Linked DNA regions of Homo sapiens: region 2 is linked to region 1. Evidence: read pairs that join two places in POLR2A ChIA-PET (ENCODE). Cell type or tissue: Panc1. All regions are shown on one strand. Links, peaks and the distances in the headings refer to the core of each region. The heading gives the core; the rest is flanking DNA.

The links. ChIA-PET counts read pairs that join two places held together with the same protein. Peaks named below come from ENCODE experiments on the same cell type or tissue, not always from the same donor. Only the 100,000 strongest peaks of a DNase experiment are listed, where the experiment ranks them.
Region 2: POLR2A ChIA-PET joins it to region 1 with 7 read pairs; 2 of 35 experiments call an interaction of 5 or more read pairs at or near these places.

What each region holds. Positions count from the first base shown.
Region 1 is chr2:235,237,588-235,240,502 of GRCh38, reverse strand. No RefSeq gene overlaps it. Among named protein-coding and RNA genes, the nearest start is that of AGAP1, 250 kb to the left of the region's middle. In Panc1, for the core only: no CTCF peak of the experiment used is centred there; no DNase peak of the experiment used is centred there.
Region 2 is chr2:235,432,616-235,435,530 of GRCh38, reverse strand. No RefSeq gene overlaps it. Among named protein-coding and RNA genes, the nearest start is that of AGAP1, 60 kb to the left of the region's middle. In Panc1, for the core only: no CTCF peak of the experiment used is centred there; a DNase peak (open chromatin) is centred at 1,524.

The DNA.
Region 1 (2,915 bases), core at 147-2,646:
GCTTCATTTGTTTTATGGCTTTTACTGAAAGTTCCTGAAGTTTGCCACAAAAATCAACTCACCAACACCCTGTGGATTTTGTTTCCTTTCTACTGAGATCCTAACGCATCAGATGGCCAGGTTTTTGATAAGAAGTAAAAGAAAGGACCCAATGCAGGTGACCTAGCTTCAGCTTTATCTAGGATGCCAATAGTAGAAATTAAATATTAAATAGGAGTATAAGGGGAAGGTGTTAATTACCTGTGTGTTTCTGGTCTTACAGATATTTTCAGTAAAAGCCTGGTTTCATTTGCTTTTGGTTTTTGTTGATCAAGGTAGCTCTGAATTGCTCTTGTATTGCTGAGAGAGTTTCGGAATGTGCCAACTTCACCGGCCTGTGAAGCCTGTTCACATTACATTACACTACTGCCAAAATCAAGAGGCCTTCAAGCCCCCACCTGCCTATTCATTCATTTATTTATTCAAAAATATGCATTGGGTAGAGGAGATAGATACAATGGCACACACAATCAGCCAGGTTCGTGGCCTCATGAACTTACGGTTTAGTTGGGAAGACTGACATCAATCATATAATCAGATCACACTACAGTGTGACCCAAGCACAGCTCCAGGTGCTGCAGGGAAGGCTCCAATAAGGGGACAGATCTGGGACTGAACTCCAAAGGTCAAGAGGAATTAAGCCATCAGAATGCAGGGGGAAGAGCATTTCTGGCAGAGAGGGAGGCAAGAAGGAACGATGCAAGCATATGAGGACAGAAGGAAGCTGCTTCTCTAGACAGCAAGGGAAGTGTGTCTGGACAAAGGCTAGGATGAAGGAGGACTCTCATAGGAAATTTTGTACAGATTTCTGGTTAGAAGTGGCAGGCTTAACACATCCATTGAGTCACCCTTATTCCTGAAATATCACTAAAACAACAAAAAAGTTTCTTGTTTTTTTTTCTTGTTTTTTTTTTTAAAGCACAAACCTTCAAGGATATAATGAAAGAAGAGAGAACAGCAGTAAAATTGTATAAGCAGGTGAACCTAAACAGGGAAAGCAGAGAAGCAATCTGATAGATACATGCCTCAGCCCCTGCAAACTCCACGACAAGGTTTTATGCAGGTGGTTCAGACACCCAGACCCCAGGCTTATTCCCCACTTGACCCCTAACACCTCCTTCAGGAAGGAGACTAGGAGAACCTTCTAGAGAAGAAGGTTCTGACTCTGGTCAGTCAGAGGTGAACACTTAGCATTTCACCTTAGGGTACAATCACTTAGAGAGCATTAAGAGTACAACGTGGGGCCAGGCATGGTGGCTCACATCTGTAATCCCAGCAGTTTGGGAGACCGAGGTGGCCAGATCACCTGAGGTCGGGAGTTTGAGACCAGTCTGACCAACATGGAGAAACCCTGTCTCTACTAAAAATATAAAAAAAAAATGGCCAGGTGTGGTGGCGCACGCCTGTAATTCCAGGTACTTGGGAGGCTGAGGCAGGAGAATTGCTTGAACCTGGGAGGCGGAGGTTGTGGTGAGCCAAGATCATGGCATTGCACTCCAGCCTGGGCAACAAGAGTGAAACTCTGTCTCAAAAAAAAAAAAAAAAAAAAGTGTACAACATGGGAGTGTCCCCAAAGACGCATCCTGGGCCATCACCCTGCAGTGGAGACTGACCCTTCCAGTGGCCACACAGCCAGCAGCCCCACCCACACACAGAGCTTAGAGCTTGCAGTCTGCTTTTCAAGGCCTGGCACTTAGATGGAAACCGACTGCCAAGGATTATCAGACAGTCAGGGGAAACAGCTGCCTGGCATCTGGGAGCTCTAAACAAAGGCAGCTCCTGGCACCACCCCAAGCAACTCTGACTTAATAGTCTTGGGATGGGGCCTGGAGAATGTGGTTGTTTCTTTCTTTGTGTGTTTTGGTTTTGTTGTCGGTGAGTTGCTTTTAAACTCTCCAAATGATTCAATGTTCAGGTGGGACTGAGAACAGCTGATATCGTCCATTGAAAGAGTATGGAGATCAAAACACCTGTGTTCAAGTCATCATCCACCAGTTAGCAGCCATTGATAGCTACAGCTTTGCACATACAGATGAGAGCATTAGGATCATCCCAGAGCTTGCAAAAAGGCAGAGCTCCACCTCCAGCAGATCTGATACAGCAGCGTCAGGGGAGGCCCCAGAATCTGCACCTGTAACAAGTTACCAAATGGTGCTGATGCTGCTGGTGCAGGGGTCACACTGTGAGAACCCCTGCCTTAGTGCTAAGTGTGCTGGGCGTGGATGCAGACCCAGATGCTCAACTCCTGATTTTTCCATTCACTGGCTGTGCAATATCAGGAATATTACCTAAATTCCCCCATCTTAACTTCCCGCGTCTATAAAATCTGCATCCTCATGCACCCACTCAAGGTGCTCTTGTGGGATGAGAGGAGAGGACCCAGGAGAGCTGAGAGCTCCTTGCTGGATGCGGAGCATGGCTTTGTGTTGTTACTGGGCATCTCTCTCAACCTCGCCTTCAATAGAGCCCAAATGAAATAAGGTGAATACAGCCCTGAAACTTCAGAAGGTACAAACGGAAGCCCAGCTTACACATGACAGTGCTTTGAAAATGACAAAGTGCCACACTGATGTGAACCACCTAGATATTGTTACTATCACCAAGGAGCTGGAGTAATCTTAGTGTTCTGCTTAATTCCCTCTTTTTTTTTTTTTTTTTTTTTTGAGACGGAGTCTTGCTGTGTCACCAGGCTAGAGTGCAGTGGCATGATCTTGACTCACTGCAACCTCCGCCTCCCTGCTTCAAGGGATTCTCCTGCCTCAGCCTCCCGAGTAGCAGGGACTACAGGCACATGCCACCACGCACGGCTAATTTTTGTATTTTTAGTAGAGACGGGGTTTCATCATGTTGGCCAGGTTGGTCTCGATCTCCTGACC
Region 2 (2,915 bases), core at 168-2,667, 200 kb before region 1:
TGTACTGGCTGGGGATCTGGTCTGCTGAGACAGAGCCTTATATAATGTTGCGTAGTCACAGACTGACATCCCATCACCTTTGCCATATTCTGTTAGTTGGAAGCAAGTGACAGGTCTTGCCCACACCCAAGCAGAGGGCACCACAGGAAGGTGCCAACACCAGGAAGCTGGGATCATGGGGACTGTTTCAGAGTCTTTCCACAACAGGGCATTTTTCAAGGAGGCCAAATGGCATTTGAGGTTCAGAAACCCACCTCTCTGACAACAGCCCACCTAAGCACATGGAGAGTTTCTCTGTCCTACAAGTTTATTGAGAACGGGGACCTCTGCCTTATGTATTCCTGTACGTTCAGATTCTAGCTCAACGCCAGACACATAGTTGGCACTCAAAAAAAATGTTTGTGGCAATGAATTAAACGAATGAAGTTGTGTTGCATTACAGAATAGTGAAGTAACTGGCAAAGGGGGACCATTCCGTCCAACACTGAAGGAGATGGAGAAGACGAAGGTGAAAGAAGGTACAAAATAAACACATCTGAAATGGAAAGGGAATGGATATAGACAGTTTTGCATGCTTTCTGAAATATTTAAGATCTTCTTATTATTAAAGAGTTGTGTAAGGCAGTCACTAGGAACGAGAAATTGTCCCCCTCCAACAGGGCATGCTGTGCACATGATAAGCCTTTCCTGATAGGGAGGTTGGAGGAGCAGATGAGCAGAACACCGAATCTGGGGGACATCCTCAGGAGGGTCCCCAAACCTTATGATATTGTTAGGGTGAAGGGTTTACAGTCTGACCTGGATTATATTTCATGCAGTCATGAACAGCTGTGGGAAAATTATGACCACAGAGCATTGATTAACTGACCAATGTCAACATAAATGATGGTTTTTGGTGGGGTATAGTGGCTTAAGCCTGTAATCCCAACACTTTGGGAGGCCAACAGGTGAATTGCTTGACCTCCGGAGTTCGAGACCAACCTGCGCAACATGGTGAAACTTTGTCTCTACCAAAAATATAAAAACTAGCAAGATGTGGTGGCACACACCTGTGGTCCTAGCTATTCAGGAGGCTGAGGTGGGAGGATCACTGGAGCCCAGGTGGTGGAGGTTGCAGTGAGCTGTGATCATGTCACTGTACTCCAGCCTGGGTGACAGAGCAGGACCCTGTCTCAAAAAAAAAAGAAAGAAAGAAAGAAAAAAGGATAGTTTTCTATAGTGCTTCACCTGGTCCTGGTCAACATTTAAAAAACCTGAAGCTCCCTTGCTCAGTAGGGTCTATTGCTCTTTGGTGACATTTGTTCAAGTCACAGTTCCTCAGCTTAGATCAGCTGTGTCACTGGCCTTGCACAGTTCCCTTCCTGGCTATGATGGATGCCAAGGTGGCTGTCTTCCAAGTTCCGTCATTTCCACTGCACTCATTAGATCTTGTGTTGCTCAGCCTTATATCAGCAGTGTCAGTTCCTCTCCTAGCCGTGGCCATCTTCTTAGCGTGAACTTGTTATTAAAACTAGCTAAGACCTTTCCAGAGGCTCTTCTTTTAGCCAAATGAGACATCTGGTGGACACCCAGCTCCTCCATATATTTCAAACCACACTTTGTTTTTGCGATGGATTTGTGATTTAGGATGTAGGATGTGTGTGATTTAGGTGTAGGATGGAGTCATATGCCTCCTCTGAAAGGCCACACTTTCTCCCAGCTGAGTTGTTTTCCTTTCCTGGAATCAGCCTTCTTCTCCCCCCACTCCTCTCCTCCCCAAATGAGTTTCTACTCTTTCTCCATAGTTGCATTTACAAGCTCAAAATTCTGCCTAACTCAGCTGACAGTTTCAAGGCAAGCTTAGAGCAGCTCCCTTTGGTGTACAAAATGAGAATTCTTTTTAATGATGGTGAAATATTTAAGGCTGAATTATACTACTCAACTTAAACCCTTTAATGGAAATTACAAAAATATTTCCCTTATAACCATTTAAACCTGCCAAAAAGGTCACGAATGTGCAAGGAAGCATTTCAAGGTCACGCTGGAGACCGTGTCCTGGGCTGTGATTCAATTTTCGGTTGGGAGGAGGGCACACATGTGAAGTGGCGTCCCTTCTAGCTTTGGGGAAGTTATTTCTGTAAGTCCGGGGAATGTCTCCGTGGGTCCTGGGCAAGTGGCTCTTTTCTCGGCTATGTTCTCCGAGGGGAGAGAGCCTGTCTGCTTGGGTCAAGTCATGTCCTGTGAAGCCAGAGTGCTGTGAAGGTTCTTGGCACGGACTAGCTTTTGTGCCCTTAGCCACAGTGGTCTTTCCCTTGGGCTCCTTCCAACAGGATGGTGTGGGCATACGGTGCCAAATGGCCCTGAAATAGAGTCAGGGATGTGAGCACAGAGTAGACAGCTGCCTTGTAGCCTGACATCCGCCTAAACGCCCCACTCCATTCACAGGGCACAGGAAGAAAACCTGCTTACGTTCACATCACAGACCGGCATGAGTGCATTCTCACAGTTGAATTTTCTATATTTAGGCTTTTCCTTCATCTAGGGAAGCACCTGCAGGTTACTAATACCCCAAGGTGCTGATTGTTTTTTTTTTTTTTTCTAGAAATCAACACATCTAGGGGTTAATAGGCTAGAATGACACAAAAATAGTCCGGTACTTGCAACCACTAAAATATGTTAAAAACGAGCAGAGGAGTTATTCTAGACAGTTGGCACAAAAGTCAGAGCATCTTACTAAATAAAAGCTCATCTTGGAAACTTAGCATTGCTTTATTATACAAGTAATATGTGATCATTGCTGAAATATCGGAAGATTCAGATAAAGCAGGAGAAAACATGGGGAAAATACTTGTAATCAGAGGTAGCATTTAAGGACTTCTGAATGTCCTTGCAGAGTATTCCCCGTGTTATGTGGAAATAAATCACATGCCATTTAT